Linked DNA regions of Homo sapiens: region 2 is linked to region 1. Evidence: chromatin loops called from intact Hi-C (ENCODE). Cell type or tissue: adrenal gland. All regions are shown on one strand. Links, peaks and the distances in the headings refer to the core of each region. The heading gives the core; the rest is flanking DNA. Region 1 overlaps LOC101928004 (a long non-coding RNA gene). Region 2 has its middle 13 kb from the start of RREB1.

Region 1 (4,397 bases), core at 116-4,115:
TCAGTACTGTTCTATTGCTTAGGACAGGAGTGGGCAGTGCCCTCGTAGATGTTCATGCGTGTACTGATAAAAATTACCTATAACTCTTAGTGTGATCTAACACTTCAAGCAGTATCTGAGAGAAGGGGTATCGGATATAAAACAAATCATGGCCTGCCAGAGAAGAGTCCTTCAGTGAGCTCTTGAGAGTTGAAGCCAAAGAGGCCAGATGCTGAAGAACTTGGATGCTGTCTTAATGAGTTTCACAGTTAGCCTGTAGGTGATGGAGAGTCATAAAAGAATTTTAAGTAGGGGAATGACATAATCACACTTGCATTTTAAAAATACAGCTTTGGCTGTGATAAGTGGGGAACGGGATAAGGGTTTAACTTATCATGCACACTAAATTACTTCAAAACATAATGCCTTCAAACAACAGCACATTTGGTTGTGTGTGTGGCAGGGTGGAGATCAGGATTTCTGGAGCTGCTTAGCTGAGAGGTTTTGGTTAAGGGTCTCCCAGGAGGTTGCCATGAAGGTGCAGGCTGGGGTCACAGGCACTGGAAGGCATGGCTGGAGCAAGCAGACCATTTCCAAGTGGCTCACTCTCATAGCTGCCAAGTTGGTGATTGCTGTTTGTAGATACATCCAGTTCCTTCCACATCAACCCTGCCATAGGCTGCTTGAGTAGTCTCATGACATGGCAGCTGGCTCACCCCAGAATAAGGTAAGAATGATCTGAGAAAGTGGTGAAAGTGGCAATGTGTTTTGTGATCTGACCTCAGAAATGACGTATTGTCATCTTCTATTTGGTAGAGGAGAGCTGTTATGTCTAGCTCACGCTCAAGGTAAGGGAATTAGACTCCACCCTTTGAAAGAAGGTGTGCTAGAGAACTTGCAGATGCAATTTAAGATGTTTGTGGAGGTTCCAAAATAAGAGGTTATTTTATGAATCAGGTGAAAAGGAAAAGGGGTTGTAATCTAACCCTAAAGCAGTGAGAACAGGGCACAGATTTAAAAGCCATTAGGGTGCTGGAATTGATAGGCTTCGGACACTGCTTGTAATTAGTCTTAGCTGGGAGGAATCTAGAAGAGTTGCAATCTATAGGAGGAAGGGTATGGTCAGGACATGCTACATGTGAGATGCCTTGGTACAGTGAAGTAGACATTTCAAATAGGCAGTTGTACATACGAATCTGGGATTAATCTGGAGGTCGTAAGTGTGAAAGCTATGAATATAGATGAGATCACTTAGGCAAAGGGAGTTGTGGAGAGTGGCCACAGGATTAAAGGGTGGGAGCAGAGTGTGGGAGAGGGCACTTAGAAATGTTTCCAGGCAAATGTTGGGGGCCTTTGGAGGTAGGTGATTATGCATGTCCTGTGGTGACTGACTACATGGTTGCCTCAAAGAACTATCTGCTTGATTGCAGGTTTGATGGTGGTAGATAGTGTGAAGACTTTAACTTCTGTGCCTCAGTTTCATCATCTGAAAAATGGGCATAACGGCAACTACCTTATGGATTAATATAGGATTAAATGGGATAATGGGTGTAAATGCTTAGCAAAGCTCATAGCATTTAGTAAGTGCTCAGTAAAAGGTCACTATAAGCATTGGCAAATACCCTCTTGACTAGGATTGAGGACGAGAATGAGAAAGTAATGAGATAGAGCCATAAAAGCAAATGTGTAGAAAGGAGTTTATCTACTAGGCTGTGAGGACTGCTGAAGGATGTTGAGCTGGGGTGACTTAGAGTCTGCATTCAAAGTCCTGGCAAGAAAGTGGACTGGAGCCCCCAGGGCAGATCAGGGTGCCTTCTCACAGGGTCATGGCACCATGCCCTGCTTGGACTTTGCTTTGCTTTCTTTCTTTACTGGGACATTCAGGCGAATGCGTAGTTGAGGAAACAGATGATGAGTTACCGTTTCCCTCACTGGGTCTGATCAGAGCCACACACAGTGATTAGGGACAGGGGATCTGGTGCTCCGTTCACTGCAGGGGAACATTCCTCCGAGGGACCTCTTTCTGATTGTTCTAATCATCCCTGCTGGTTGGACAGCAGAGAGGGGCACGTTTTTCTGAAGTTGCTCCAGTCTGGAGTTCTCAATCAGATGAAAAGGAAGCCGCTTGTCATGAGGCGGGGCTCTGGGCCATGTGGAAACTGAGACAAGTCATGTCCAGAAAGGCGCACCTAATCAGCGGCTTATCTTTGGGCGTAGAGTCGAGCGGTTGATATGTGTTTCTGCATGCACTCTCCCAAGGTGACCTATGGCCATGGCAGTCATTGCTGTGGCAGGCTGTGTCTGAGATCACAGGAACGGGTGATGAGGAGCCCCTGTGTCCTGCCCTGAGGACCCAGCGGCCATCTTGCCCGCGGAGACTACAAGTCCCAGCATGCACTGTGCAAGCCCCCGGCATCAGCCCCTGTTGCAACAGAGGCCCGGAGCCGCCTCCTGCCTCCCTCAGAAATGCCCTTTCTTAACTTCCAGCAAGTTGGCAGGTGGCCGCCCAGCCCAGGACTCGAGCAAATGCTTTCAGTGTGATGGTGGTGCCATTTTTAATTCCTGGTGGCTTCCTTACACCATGGTGAGGCAGAAAAACGAGATCTCTTGCAGAGCACGGCCTCGCCTCTCATTCAGCCGGGACCAGAACTCTGGCGAGATCCAGAATATTGTCAGATGGGAGCTGTGGCCGTGAATAAAAAAAATGAAACCAGATGTTCTTCCCTCCAGTTGCCTCATGTCCGTGCAGGGGCTTGGAGGAGGAGGCTGTAAAAATGTCACAGCCCTTGATTCCTGAGGCCCAGATTTACGCGCCAAGTAACCTTGCACCATAAATCCACTGCCCTCGCTGGAGCATCAGCTTCCGAAGGGGCAGGGCCCAGCTGTGGTGTTGACCAGAGCAGGCGGACGGAGCTGTGGGGACGCGGGTGGGGAACACGTGGGCAGGGAGTCTGGCCGGGAATCGAGATTGCTTTTCAAGAATTTTTACATGGGCAAGAGATTTTAAAAGATTGGCTCGGAGTTTGGCCTTAGGAGATACGCCAAACTCTATTTTGCATCTTAGCCTGAAAGGGAGCTTGATTTCTCTTTGGAGTGAATTGGCAGATGCAAGAGAACTTGGGAATGGAACTCACATAGGCAAAGTTTTCATTGCAGGTTGAAGTATTTGCAGGAGAAATGAGAAGCCGGCAGAGGCCAGACCCTGTGAGCCCATAGAGGCTGGGATTTATCCTGAGTGCCACAGAAAGATTTTGGATTTAAGTTTTAAAATGGTTATTCTATCTGCCGTGGAGAGAACAGATTATAGGGGTGGAGATGAGAATGGAAGCAAAAAGGCAACGTAGGAGTATAGAAGTCCATGCAAGTGATGGTGACGTGGACGAAGAGGAAGTGTGAAAATGGTGGCTCAGAGGTGGGGTGAACAGACAGTGGGAAAAATTAGGGCTACTTCCAGGGATTCTGGCATGTGCGGTGGAGGGGATAGGGATGTCACTGAGACAGAAGCCTGGAGGAGGAGCAAGTTTGTTGATGAGATTGAGAGTTTAGTTTGGGACATGTTGGGTTGAAAACACTTATCCATGCCGATGTTTTAAACAGACACTTGGATATATGGGTCTGCAGATATGAAAGCTCAGGGCTAAGAGAAACTGGGGAGTCACCTTATAGATGGCAATCAAAAAGGTGTTTGGGCCACAGTTACTCTGTGCTGTTGACACTATCATTGTTGTCACCTTTTGCCTCTCCCTGGCCACCCCAATAACACCAGGCGGGCTTTAGGTCATGGATGCAATCTCACGCATTGCTGTTCCCCCTCTGTCTAGCATCTGTTTTTATTTTTCCAGCTGGACCAAAAAGTGACACCACTGCTACCATACATGGTACAAAAGCTTCTTATCCTGACTCTAGACAAGCAGAATTCCTCCCAAGTTCCCCATTTCTGCCTTTTTGCATCATCTGTCTCAAGTTTTCTGCTCTTAACATTCTCCCCATCTGTTGACATTTTTATGGTGGGTCTAGCCTTATTGTCACTAAACATCGTTGATTTACTTTATTTTATCCATGTTGCTTGAAGTACGTGATTAGTTTTTAGTACATTCTAATGACTAAATTCTGATAGCTGACTTTACAAAATGCTTCTAGGTGTATGTCTAACCAGCTGATGATCAGGGCATCCCTGTTCACGGTGGGGACTGGTGGGGACGTCACTTGGTGATGCCCATTAAGAAGGCAGGTTGCAGTGGGTCATTCTGTGTATGCTTAACATGTTAAATGCAGTTTCCATTTTACATAGCTGCGTCGTCTGTTCTAATTAAATAGTAACAAATGTTCCATTCAGTGGATTCTTCATATAAAATGACTCAAACAACTTTCCCCTCCCCCAAATAAGGCTGGAAACGGATGCACACTTGTGCCATGGA
Region 2 (4,397 bases), core at 200-4,199, 360 kb before region 1:
AGGGTGGGCCCTGATTCAATGTGGTCTCCTTATCAGAGGAGATGAGGACACAGATACAAAAATAAGGGACGGCCAGGCGCGGTGGCTCATGCCTGTAATCCCAGGCGTGATTTGGGAGGCCACGAGGAGCAGATCACGAGGTCAGGAGATCGAGACCATCCTGGCTAACACGGTGAAACCCTGTCTCTACTAAAAATACAAAAAATTAGCTGGGTGTGGCAGTGTGTGCCTGTAATCCCAGCTAATCGGGAGGCTGAGGCAGGAGAATCGCTTGAACCCGGGAAGCGGAGGTTGCAGCGAGCTGAGATCGTGCCACTGCACTCTAGCCCAGGTGACAGTGTGAGACTCCATCTCAAAAAAATAAATAAATCAATAAATAAAAAAGGGACGACCACATAAGGGCACAGAAGACAACCATCTGCAAGCCAAAAAGAGAGGCCTCAGGAGATGGACAACCCTGTCCACACCTTGATTTTGGACTTCCAGCCCCCAGAACTGTGAAGAAATAAAATCTCAGCTGTTTGGCCAGGCAGGATGCAGATATAGTATACATAGTATTGTATATATACTTTTTTTATAGTGTATATAGTATACAAAGTATTGTAAGGCTGGGCATGGCAGCTCATGCCTGTAATCCTAGTACTTTGGGGAGGCCGAGGCGGGCAGATCAGGAGGTCAAGAGATCGAGACCATCCTGGCCAACATGGTGAAACCCTGTCTCTACTAAAAATACAAAAATTAGCTGGGTGCGGTGGCACATGCCTGTAGTCCCAGCTACTTGGGAGGCTGAGGCAGGAGAATCACTTGAGCCAGAAGGCAGAAGTTGCAGCGAGCAGAGATCACCACTGCACTCCAGCCTGGTGACAGAGCGAGACCCCATCTCAAAAACAAAAAACAAAAAAAAAGTATCGTATATACACTTTTTTAGTGTATATATATAATATGTATATATACTTTTTTAGTGTATATATATAATATGTATATATACTATGTACATAATTGTATATATACTACGTACATAAGCATACAAATACATACACCTTGTATATACATGTAGATGTATTATAGTGTATTATAATACATATATAAAATATGTATGCATGTGAAAGATACATGTATGCAACATGCACACATATAATGTGTATACATATGTATATATCTAATATATGTACATATATATGCAAAATATGTTTGTGCATATATATTTTTTTCAGAGATGGGGTTCCACTCTGTCACACAGGCTGTAGTGCAGTAGCCTGATCATAGCCAGCTACAGCCTCAAATGCCTGGACTCAAGCAATCCTCCTGCCTCAGTCTCCCAAGTAGCTAGGAATACAGGCATGCACCACTACATCTGGCTAATTTTTAAATTTTTTATAGAGAAGGGGTCTCGCTATATTGCCCAGGCTGATCTCAAACTCCTAGCCTCAAGTGATCCTCCCACCTTGGCCTCCCAAAGTGCTTGGATTACAGGCATGAACCACTGCACCAGCCCTTCATATTATATATTTTTAAATTAGATGTTTTGTTCTCACTTATAAGCAGAAGCTAAATAATGTGTATACACAAACGTAAAGTGTGGAATAATAGATACTGGAGACCCAGAAGGGTGGGAGGGGAGTGAGGAATGAGAAATTCCTTAATGGATACAATGTACACTATTTGGGCAATGGTTACACTAAAAGCCCAGAGTTCACCACTATGCAATATTTCCCTATATCAAAACTGCACTTGTATGTACCCCCTACATTTATACAAAAGAAAAAAAAAAGGAAGAAAAAGAAAATGAGCTGCTTAATAGTCATATTTTGCAATCAAATACATGTACTTTAAACCAATAAAAGTGTTAAGGTTACATCAAATTGCCTTTTTTTTTTTTTTTTTTTTGAGACCAAGTCTTACTCTATTGCCCAGGCTGGAGTGCAGTGGCATGATCTCAGCTCACTGCAACATCCGCCTCCTGGGTTCAAGCAATTCTCCTGCCTCAGCCTCCCAAGTAGTTGGGACTACAGGTACGTGCCACCACAACAGGTTAATTTTTTGTATTTTTGGTAGAGACAGGGTTTCACTATGTTGCCCAGGCTGGTCTTAAACTCCTGAGCTCAAGGTGAGCTCAAGGAGCCACCCACCTTGGCCTCCTAAAGTGCTGGGATTACAGGCATGAGCCACTGCGCCCGGCCAACAATGGCTTATTTTGCAGAAATATGTAAACCTGAGTGATGTGACTCCATGGTTTGTCGATTTGGTCCCATTATTTCAGAGGAACTTGGGTTAAGTGCTGATTTTCACAGGATTATTTCAATAAAGAACCCGAGGTTTACAGAGAATAACATGCACAATTTAAACAGCTGCTAAGTGGTGGAGCCAGGATTGGAATCCAAGTCCTCTGAGTCTACAGCCCAGGTTCTTTCTGTGCACTGTATGGAATGACAGAAAAATTTAAATCCTGATCAGGCTGTAATCCAAGTCCGTAAATTCTGAGAACAATAGATGGTGTTGAGGGGAGAGGGGATGAATGCTTCCAGATATTAATCCTGTGATAAGTCTAGAATGTACATATTGTACACATACCATATACTAGGGTACAGTGCTGGTGCAACAACAGATGGAGCAATGGGATCAAACAGAAAACCTAGAAGCGTTTGGTGTATGGTAAAATGCACTTCATATCAGTGGGGGAAAGAATAAAATTAGTCAATATATGTGGAACAATTTTAGAGGAAAAAAATTCACACCAAATACCCACTTTGCACTAAAGATTAAAACTTATGGCTGGGTGCAGTGGCTCATGCCTGTAATCCCAGTACTTTGGGAGGCCGAGACAGGCAGATCATGAGGTCAGGAGTTCCAGACAAGCCTGGCCAACATAGTGAAACCCTGTCTCTACTAAAAATACCAAAAATTAGCCAGGCGTGGTGGCAGGCACCTGTAATCCCAGCTACTCGGGAGGCTGAGACAGGAGAATCGCTTGAACCTGAGAGGCAGAGGTTGCAGTGAGCTGCGATCATGCCACTACACTCCAGCCTGGGCAACAAGAGCAAAACTTCATTTCAAAAAGAATAAAAGAAAAAACAAAAAAACTTACTCCAGGCCAGGCACGGTGGCTCACTCCTGTAATCCCAGCACTTTGGGAAGCTGAGGCGGGAGGACTACTTGAGCTCATGGGTTCAAGACCAGCCTGGGCAACGTGGCAAAACCCCATCTCTATCAGAGATACAATCCTAGCACTTTGGGAGGCAGAGGCGGGTGGATCATTTGAGGTCAAGAGTTCGAGACCAGCCTGGCCAATATGGTGAAACCATGTCTGTACTAAAAATACAAAAATTAGCCAGGCATGGTGGTGCATGCCTGTAGTCCCAGCTACTTGGGAGGCTGAGGCAGGAGAATCACTTGAACCTGGGAGGCAGAGGTTTCAGCGAGTCAGAATCAGGCCATTGCACTCCAGTCCAGCCTGGATGTCACAGTGAGACTCCATCTCAACAACAACAACAACAACAACAACAGCAACAACAACAACACAGAATTAGCCAAGTATGGTGGTGCACACCTGTAGTCCCAGCTACTCAGGAGGCTGAGGTGGGAGAATGTCTTAAGCCAGGAGATGGAGGCTGCAGTGAGCTGAGATTGTGCCACTGCATTCCAGTCTGGGTGACAGAGCCAGACCCTCTCACAAAAACAAAACAGTTACTCCAAGTGGATTAAAGAGCTAAATGTAAAATATGAAATGATTAAAGAACCAGAACAGGCCGGGCACCGTGGCTCACGCATGTAATCCCAGCACTTTGGGAGGCTGAGGCAGGCGAATCACCTGAGGTCAGGAGTTCCAGACCAGCCTGGCCAACATGATGAAACCCCGTCTCTACTAAAAATACAAAAATTAGCTGGGCGTGGTGGCGGGTGCCTGTAATCCCAGCTACTCGGGAGGCTGAGGCAGGAGAATCACTTGAATCCAGGAGGCAAAGGTTGCAGTGAGCCAAGATCACACCACTGCACTCCAGCCTGGGTGGCAGGCAGAGTAAGACTCCTTCTAAAAAAAAAAAAAAAAAAAAAAAAAAAAGGAACCAGAACAAAAGTAGGTAAATATCTATCTGATCTTTGAGGGTGTGGAAGCGTTTTTGAGGAAAAAGAAATAAACCACAAAAGAAAAGATATGTATTTTCATTTACATAATTCTAGACATACTACTACAGGTTAAATTAAAATGGAAATTACAAACTAGGAAAAAACATATTTACAGACAGAATTAATTAAGAGCCTCAGTATAAGAAAAGCTTCACTTTATTGATCCCTTATTGGGTATAAGACATGCTAAGCACTTTGCATAAAATATCTCATCATAATCCTATAAAGGAGGTACAATTAGTACCACTTTTTTTTTCTTCTTGAGACGAAGTCTC

What was found. Peaks named below come from ENCODE experiments on the same cell type or tissue, not always from the same donor. Only the 100,000 strongest peaks of a DNase experiment are listed, where the experiment ranks them.
Region 2: a loop joins it to region 1, with 2.1 times the contacts of the local background. A loop is called at or near these places in 20 of 110 quality-filtered maps.

What each region holds. Positions count from the first base shown.
Region 1 is chr6:6,735,339-6,739,735 of GRCh38, reverse strand. All of the region lies in intron 2 of LOC101928004 (a long non-coding RNA gene), which reads left to right. Among named protein-coding and RNA genes, the nearest start is that of LY86-AS1, 110 kb to the right of the region's middle. In adrenal gland, for the core only: no CTCF peak of the experiment used is centred there; a DNase peak (open chromatin) is centred at 2,475; H3K4me3 peaks cover 1,192 bases; H3K27ac peaks cover 1,577 bases.
Region 2 is chr6:7,093,231-7,097,627 of GRCh38, reverse strand. No RefSeq gene overlaps it. Among named protein-coding and RNA genes, the nearest start is that of RREB1, 13 kb to the left of the region's middle. In adrenal gland, for the core only: no CTCF peak of the experiment used is centred there; no DNase peak of the experiment used is centred there.